Linked DNA regions of Mus musculus: region 1 is linked to region 2. A link is a loop called in an ENCODE intact Hi-C map of the cell type or tissue named here. Cell type or tissue: left cerebral cortex. All regions are shown on one strand.

Region 1 (4,000 bases), 440 kb before region 2:
ACCTTTATCCTGCCCCCAAGATGTCTATGTAAATATTACAAGATCATCCCACCCAAAACTCACATCTGCAAAACAGTCTGGGCCCCATGTGAGTCAGGGCAGGAATGCTCAGCTCTGTGTGCTTTGACACTTCTAGTTTCCTGACACTTAGGGTAATGCAGTGGTGGTTTTCTCTTGGGAGTAGAGTGCAATAGGTTGCTACTTTCTGCAAACAAAGTCTCAGTTTGTTTTTTTTCTAGTTACATTTTGTTCAATATAAAAATATGGGATGTCAGGGGGTGTGGCTTCTCAGCAGTTGGATTGTGTTACCCATACTGCTCCCTTTAATTGAGTAATTGGTAACTCAATTGCAATAACTCAAGCTTTCGCCATCTCCTGGATGGGATTGGTATTTGTTTGGCCTACTAGCATTATTGTTGTTACTGGATATTACAAACAGTACATGCTCTGACAGGACTGTAGTGCCACAGAGGTACTGTTGTGCTAACCGTGCAACTTAATAGAAAGCATTGCTTCCTGACTGTTGTCAGCTGGTGTGCACAGTCTGAGACCAGCGTCCAGGTCCTAACTCTGCCCTTAGACGAGGCTTTCATACTCTTCTTACCTTGGCTTCCCCATTGCTAGCTAGGCAAAGATCATCCCTTACCAACCTACTCTGTACAGTGAATGAATACACTTTGAATGTAGCTACATGCTTACTTAGAACTTTGTAGATTTTGAAGCATGTAAACTAATAAATCTAATACCTGACTTTAAAAATTATGTAAGTGCACTTAAAGCTATTGCTTTCAATTAACTCTTTTTTTAAGACAGCATTTCTTTGTGGACCAGGCTAGCCTCAAACCCACCTGCCTCTGCCTCAGTCATGCTGGGATTAATGGAGTGCACCACCACTGCTGGGCAACAGTCCTTTTCTGTTTGTTTTGTTGTTTGAGCCAGGACTTCTCTCTGCCCTGCAACTCGATGTGTAGACCACGTTGGCCTCGAACTTGAAGATCTGCCTTTCAGTTAACTTTTCAAAGTAAATCTTGTATACAAGTAACTTTTAGTGCTCAACAACATCTATTATAACATTGGTTTTTTTTCTTTTCTCATTTTAGATTAAGGATACTTGGCATCAAGTTTATAGAAGACATTTCTTAAAAACAGCTCTAAATCATTGTAACCTTTGTCGCAGAGGTTTTTATTACTACCAGAGGCATTTTATAGATTCTGAGGTGAGGTTTCAAATAAATTAATTAATTAATTAATTAATTTTAATAATAATTGATGAAAGATGGTAAAAAGTAAACTTCAGTTTTACTATGAATTTTAAGCCCTTGAGCATCTGGAAGAAAAGAGTGTGTAACTTATAAAGAATAACTTTTTATCTTGTTAGAGATTTACCAGTTTAGCAGTAACTGACTTCTGTGCGTATCCTCAGGAGCTGTAAGAATGTGGAGAGACAGTCTCTTGTACCCCAGAGTAGCTGGAAACAGTTTTGTGTTTATATATAAGAGGAGGATGTGTGTATAGCATAGCCATTGGCATGTGCCCTGGAGACTGTATAGTAATACTACTTTACGATGCACTTTTTTGTGTCATAATTATTTTCTCACATCACTGAAATCTTGCTTTCTCTAAAAGAACTCTAAGTTCTTGTAAAGGGCATAGCTCTCATACCTTTTAAAGTAACCCCTAGGTGGCAGCAGACTTATGTCTTTTGACATTTTCTCATAAAGAAAAATGTTTTAAAATAGCCCTTGAAAAGCTCTGCTAATCTATGTTGTTACTAAACTGAAGTTTCTAAGTGCTTTTCTGAGTTTATTTCAGCTCAAAAGAAATAATGTATATGTTTGTGTGTGTGTGTGTGTGTGTGTGTGTGTGTGTGTGTATGTATGTATGTATGTATGTGTGTGTGTATGTGTGCATATGTGTGTTAGATAAGCACTGATATTTTTACTAAACCTTAGGAAATATGTTCTACATAATTAACATAGGCTTTGTTTCTACATTTTCATCTGATCTTCTTAACGGCTTACCACTGCAGCTGGAATGCAATGACGTGGTCCTGTTTTGGCGAATACAGCGCATGCTCGCTATCACTGCCAATACATTAAGGCAGCAGCTTACAAACACTGAAGGTAAGAAACTCCTAAAAAACAGATTGATTAGAAAAACCTTAGAATCATAACTTGCTTTGAAATATTAATTAAAAATTAAATTACAATTAGAAAATTATAGGGATAAAAGATGCTACAAATCTACTTCCATTAAAGTTAAAATAAAAAGACAGGCGTCCTGAGCACTACTTGGTGGTTTTGAAGTTTGTATGTCTGTCTGTTATGGCTTGAGAACACGTCATCCTCAGACTGTGGGTAAGATTGATGCTGATAAATGTACTAGAGAATGGGAAGTGTAAATTCAAGGGAATAACTAACGTGGGATGCTTAGTTCTCATTCAGTTCATGAACACTGCTCTTCTGGGTTTTTATTTACTCTGAACAGTTAGGCGACTAGAGAAAAACGTTAAAGAGGTATTAGAAGATTTTGCAGAAGACGGTGAGAAGAAGGTTAAATTGCTCACTGGCAAACGAGTTCAGCTGGCAGAAGATCTCAGTAAGTATTTTCTCCTACCCCGGCTTCCTGGACCCCATCCGCATCTTCATGTCTCCCATTCAATCGCAAGCTTAAAGAAAACTTACAGCTACCTAGGAAGAACTGGTTTTGTTCTGCATTGTTAAAATAAGACATTGACCTAAAATCTTATCACTTCCAAATACTTGAATGTGTGTTTCCTAGGAATAAAGATTTTTCTCCTAGCAACTGGCAAAATCAGAGTGTCACTGTAGCTAATCCTTAGACCTCATTCATCTCTTAGTGGTAGGTGTTATCCTACCACATCACACAATGTTCCGGCTCATTCCCTAACAAAGCTTACTTAACTACTTACTTACTTTCTTCCTTCCTTTTTTTGTTTTAGAATGATATTTAGAAATCAAGGTCTAAGAACTATATATACTTGTTAGTGAGTATGAGTTCTTGGGTCTTCTCAGTAGAAGGTGTGTGTGTGTGTGTGTGTGTGTGTGTGTGTGTGTGTGTGTGTGTGTGCGCGCGCGCGCGCGCGCGCGTGTGTACATGTGCATACCTACTCCTAATTTTCTGTATCTATTGAAGACTTAAGTAGATGCTCACTGTTCCAGGTTGTACCCAGTTCTGCTGGTTTGTTCTTGACTTTGCTCTTTTCTATACTTGTAATCCTAACAGCATGGAACTGACTTCCAGAATCCTTAGCCCAATTATATTTTGATCAGTCCTCTAAATGTATAACCAAACTTTGCTGCTGCCCCCATTACACAAATGTTCTTCTCACCCAGCTTGGAATCTTAGCTGTCTTACACCAGACCACCACCACAGTGCCTCACTCTGCGCCATGTCCTCTTCACACGCTGTGGCATCCTGTCAGAGGCTGATCTTTAGAAACTCCTTTCCCCGAGTTCATGATCTGACCTTTGTGTCAGGGGTCTCTGCATCTCATCTTTCCCATATTTTTCCCCTTACCCATCTCCTGGGGTTCCTCTCCTCTGAAGCCAGACTTGGCTTTCCTGGAAACTCTCTCTTCATCATGCTTGCACTCCAACACCCTACATCAGCCTATCCCACACAGATGTGCATCGTGGGACCAGGCTGCCATCACCCTGATAGCTCTGCTTGGGCTTTAGGCCTATAGCATCCCACCCACAACCTTGCTTTGTTGGAAGCATGTTTGGCTCTTAGATGCTGGTAACTTACTAGCATGGATGCTTGCTTGGATCTTTGAGAGCCCAAGGTGATCAGAGATGCATTAACATTATTATATAACTCTTGGTAGTCAGCACTTCTGAGTCTAGCTAATTATAAGTGTCCCTTCTTTGAGCTTATGAAACTTTTTCATTTCAGAGTATACTTAAATGTATATGTTTTCTGACAAGAAAGAAAATAAACACTGAGTAGGAAGAAGGATTTCAAGGTTGGGAGCAGT
Region 2 (4,000 bases):
GCATGTTTAGCGTGTGGGGTTTAGTATCTCCCCAACCTCATGAGCAGTTTTGACTCCCCTAAACATACAGAGTTCGAGCGGGAATTCCGGAAGACATTAGAGTAACACATCCTCTTTACCTTGTTCCCTCCTTTTTTCAATCACTAAATTTTGTCTTGGCCTATATCTGTTCAAAATATTTTTCAAATGAACTTATTATACAAAGTAGTTATATTGCATGCAGCAAGAACAATAAAAACCAAAGGCCTGGCCACAAAAGAAATAGACTAGACTAAAACTAAGCAAAGCCCAGAGGAAAGAGTTAGCAAAGGGTTAAAATCCTTTTGATTGACGTTGTAGCCTCCGGTGCCCCGGGCTCAGGCGCGCGCCATTGGCCGCCAGACCTTGTGCCTAGCGGCCAATGGGGGGGCGCAGTCCACGAGCGGTGCCGCGTGTCTCTTCCTCCCATTGGCTGAAAGTTACTGTGGGAAAGAAAGTTTGGGAAGTTTCACACGAGCCGTTCGCGTGCAGTCCCAGATATATATAGAGGCCGCCAGGGCCTGCGGATCACACAGGATCTGGAGCTGGTGCTGATAACAGCGGAATCCCCTGTCTACCTCTCTCCTTGGTCCTGGAATAGTGCTACCGATCACTAAGTAGCCCTAAGACATAATAAACCTTCAACTGCTCAGTAGTTTTTCTTATGAAAGTCAAGTAAAAGGACGTAAGCAAAAAAAAATTATTTTTTTTTTGCGTGAAGGATTCCAAAAATAAAATTCTCTGGGGACTGAGAAGAAAAAAAAAAAAAAAACGAAAATGCCAGCTGATATAATGGAGAAAAATTCCTCCTCCCCGGTGGCTGCTACCCCAGCCAGTGTCAACACGACACCGGACAAACCAAAGACGGCCTCTGAGCACAGAAAGGTAAGACAGTACCTGCGTCTAGAAATTAAGTGGGTTGTGCACAGCGGGACTCCTTTTACTTTTCTCTTAAAACCTCGGGGTGAAATGGCAGATCCCGTGGGAACTCAGGACCTCTTTTCTCCCCCTTTGCAGTCATCAAAGCCTATCATGGAGAAGAGGCGAAGGGCAAGAATAAATGAAAGTCTAAGCCAACTGAAAACACTGATTTTGGATGCACTTAAGAAAGATGTAAGTGAGCAATGCTTTTTTTTATTTTTAATTACGAATGGAATGGCATTTCCCAGGCACAAAGAACTAAGCTCTTAGCCTGCTGCATGTGGATCTTACCCCGCCAGCACTACGTTCCCACTGGCGGGAGAGAGGCCGCCGGGCCCTGGGATGTGGGACATGCGGGCGGGGACCTTCAGAACTCGGAGGCAGCTGACAAGGAGGACTGACTTTCATCCCTTGTTTTTTCTGCGCAGAGCTCCCGGCATTCCAAGCTAGAGAAGGCAGACATTCTGGAAATGACTGTGAAGCACCTCCGGAACCTGCAGCGGGCGCAGATGACCGGTAAGGACCGCGCGTGCGTCCCCTCTCTGCGGGTGTCCCTCTCGGCCCGCGGTGATTTCTTCCAGACTTCCGCCCGCGGTTGTGAGAGGCATTCAGCTACATTTTACTGCCTTGGCTCACTCCGCGTTCCCACGGTCTGGGTCTTATTTATAGCCACAGCTCCCAAGTTGTTACTGCTCCGGAAATGGAGGGAGAGGCTGTAGCCGAGAAGGGTGGTGGGCAGCTTGGCTGTGGTAGAAGCCGGTGAGGGCGAAAGGACGTAAGACTGAGGAAGTTTGGGGCTGGATAGAAGGTAGGGGTCAGTGGTTTAGCACCGGTCCAACCCCTGCCGCAGGAGGGGAAGTGGGGTTTGGAAGGCGCCTTGGGTGGCATTGTCCAAGGTCAGGTCGCGCGCGGGACTAGGGGTGGCAGATCTGGAGCTGAGATCGGTTTAGATGGAGGGAGTGTCCTGGCTTATGTCCCCAACCTAGGGAGAAGGAGCTGGCTGTTCTTAGCCTACCCAACCCTCCCAACCCCAGGTGGTTCCGGAGGCGCGCTGCGGGGACCTCCCAGGGCGGGAGGCTGTATGGCTCCGGGGCCAGGGCTTTTCGGTGACCCATCTTTTCTCCTTCTGGCCTGCAGCCGCGCTCAGCACAGACCCGAGCGTGTTGGGGAAATACCGCGCCGGCTTCAGCGAGTGCATGAACGAGGTGACCCGCTTCCTGTCCACGTGTGAGGGCGTTAACACCGAGGTGCGCACTCGGCTGCTGGGCCACCTGGCCAACTGCATGACCCAGATCAACGCCATGACCTACCCCGGGCAGGCGCACCCCGCCTTGCAGGCGCCGCCGCCGCCGCCCCCGTCAGGACCTGCCGGTCCCCAGCACGCGCCATTCGCGCCGCCGCCGCCGCCGCTTGTGCCCATCCCCGGGGGCGCGGCGCCCCCTCCCGGCAGCGCACCCTGCAAGTTGGGCAGCCAGGCTGGAGAGGCTGCCAAGGTTTTTGGCGGCTTCCAAGTGGTGCCGGCTCCTGACGGCCAATTTGCCTTTCTCATCCCCAACGGGGCCTTCGCTCACAGCGGCCCGGTCATCCCGGTCTACACCAGCAACAGTGGGACCTCGGTGGGTCCTAACGCAGTGTCACCTTCCAGTGGCTCCTCGCTCACTTCGGACTCCATGTGGAGACCGTGGCGGAACTGAGAGCCTCAGGCCACTGCTACCCGTAAAGTCCCTAGCCCACCTCTCTCTTCTGACGGACACTAAAAACGAACTTGGATTTTAGGAGAGACTTTTATAATTTGGTGGTTATTTTGTTGCTTTTTTTAATTCTAAAAAGTTACTTTTTGTAGAGAGCTGTATTAAGTGACTGACCATGCACTGCATTTGTATATATTTTATATGTTCATATTGGATTGCGCCTTTGTATTATAAAAGTTGAGATGACATTTCGTTTTTTACACGAGATTTCTTTTTTTATGTGATGCCAAAGATGTTTGAAAATGCTCTTAAAATATCTTCCTTTGGGGAAGTTTATTTGAGAAAATATAATAAAAGAGTGAAGGCTTTTATGTCTTAGAACTGATTATTTCAAAATTTGTAAAAAAAAAAAAGTGGTGGGGCTTGAAATTCATGTAGTTTGGCAATTCAGAAATAGGATGTATTTTTTAAAGTTTTAAACAGGAACCATCAAACCTTTCAGCAACACTCAATGATCTAAGAAGACCTAATTTATGAGAATTCATTTGATGGGGCTTTCCTGATAAACAGTCCTTATTTTTTTACCTTCCAAAGGGCGGCTCCCAACTCACTCCCTGTAGTAGCCACTGGCCTCCTAAAGTAAAAGCGCGCTCAAGCCACATTGCAGCCCTCCAGCATTGGGACCTTCATTTGTCTGTCCTTACTCAGGCGTAGCTAGGCATCCCCTGGCACCCGTATCACAAAGTTTGAAATGCCTCTCTTCACCCTCTTCAAGCAAGCTGAAAAGGTCAACAGATTCTCTCTGCCAGGGTACAACTAGTTAGACTCCCAAGTGGAGCCCGGGCCAGATGATTAACAGCAGACATATGTTTCTGATAAGTTTCTGCGCTTGACTTTAATGGAGAAAGCATGTGGGGGTTGCGCTGGCAGGCACACGGGCCGTTTTTCCCCTTTTAATACAAACAGCAAGCGACCCCTTCGCATGGTCATGCCCCATTTCCAGGCAAGATGTGGGCTCCAGATAGAAGCAAAAGGGTTGTCTCGGGTTTCAGCTCACACAACCCTCCTTAACAAGTCCTAACTCAAAGCGGACAGCTTTAAACTGTGCCAGGATCTGCAGGGAATTTCTTCCAAATCCCATCACAAAGGCTTGTCAGATTTTCTCAGATTTGGCCAGGTGTTTGACTGCATCCAGGTGTTGGGGAAATGAAAACCACGAGCCCTGCGAGACCAGACACATCAGCCGCGCTGTGGGTCTGGCCGGCGCGCCCTTCCTCCCCCACAGCCGGCCAGTCCTCCGCCCAGCCCCCGCTCCTCCCGCCCGCCTCTCAACCCCCTACCCCCTTTCCCTTACAGCGGCGGCTTCTGGG

What was found. Peaks named below come from ENCODE experiments on the same cell type or tissue, not always from the same donor. Only the 100,000 strongest peaks of a DNase experiment are listed, where the experiment ranks them.
Region 1: a loop joins it to region 2, with 4 times the contacts of the local background. A loop is called at or near these places in 10 of 42 quality-filtered maps.

What each region holds. Positions count from the first base shown.
Region 1 is chr16:29,627,597-29,631,596 of GRCm38, forward strand. Opa1 (OPA1, mitochondrial dynamin like GTPase) reads left to right here. Exons shown (of 29, transcript NM_133752.3): 25 at 1,101-1,217; 26 at 2,030-2,123; 27 at 2,488-2,598. Among named protein-coding and RNA genes, the nearest start is that of Opa1, 50 kb to the left of the region's middle. In left cerebral cortex, a CTCF peak has its summit at 1,671 (motif pointing right); a DNase peak (open chromatin) is centred at 1,656.
Region 2 is chr16:30,064,796-30,068,795 of GRCm38, forward strand. Hes1 (hes family bHLH transcription factor 1) reads left to right here and starts at 562. Exons shown (of 4, transcript NM_008235.2): 1 at 562-903; 2 at 1,036-1,131; 3 at 1,368-1,455; 4 at 2,077-3,001. The coding sequence starts at 796. The coding sequence ends at 2,633. Gm32998 (a long non-coding RNA gene) reads right to left here. Exons shown (of 3, transcript XR_876001.2): 3 at 3,068-3,852. In left cerebral cortex, CTCF peaks have their summits at 500 and 2,390 (motif pointing left); DNase peaks (open chromatin) are centred at 46, 439, 1,543, 2,365 and 2 more places; H3K4me3 peaks cover 3,795 bases; H3K27ac peaks cover 3,418 bases.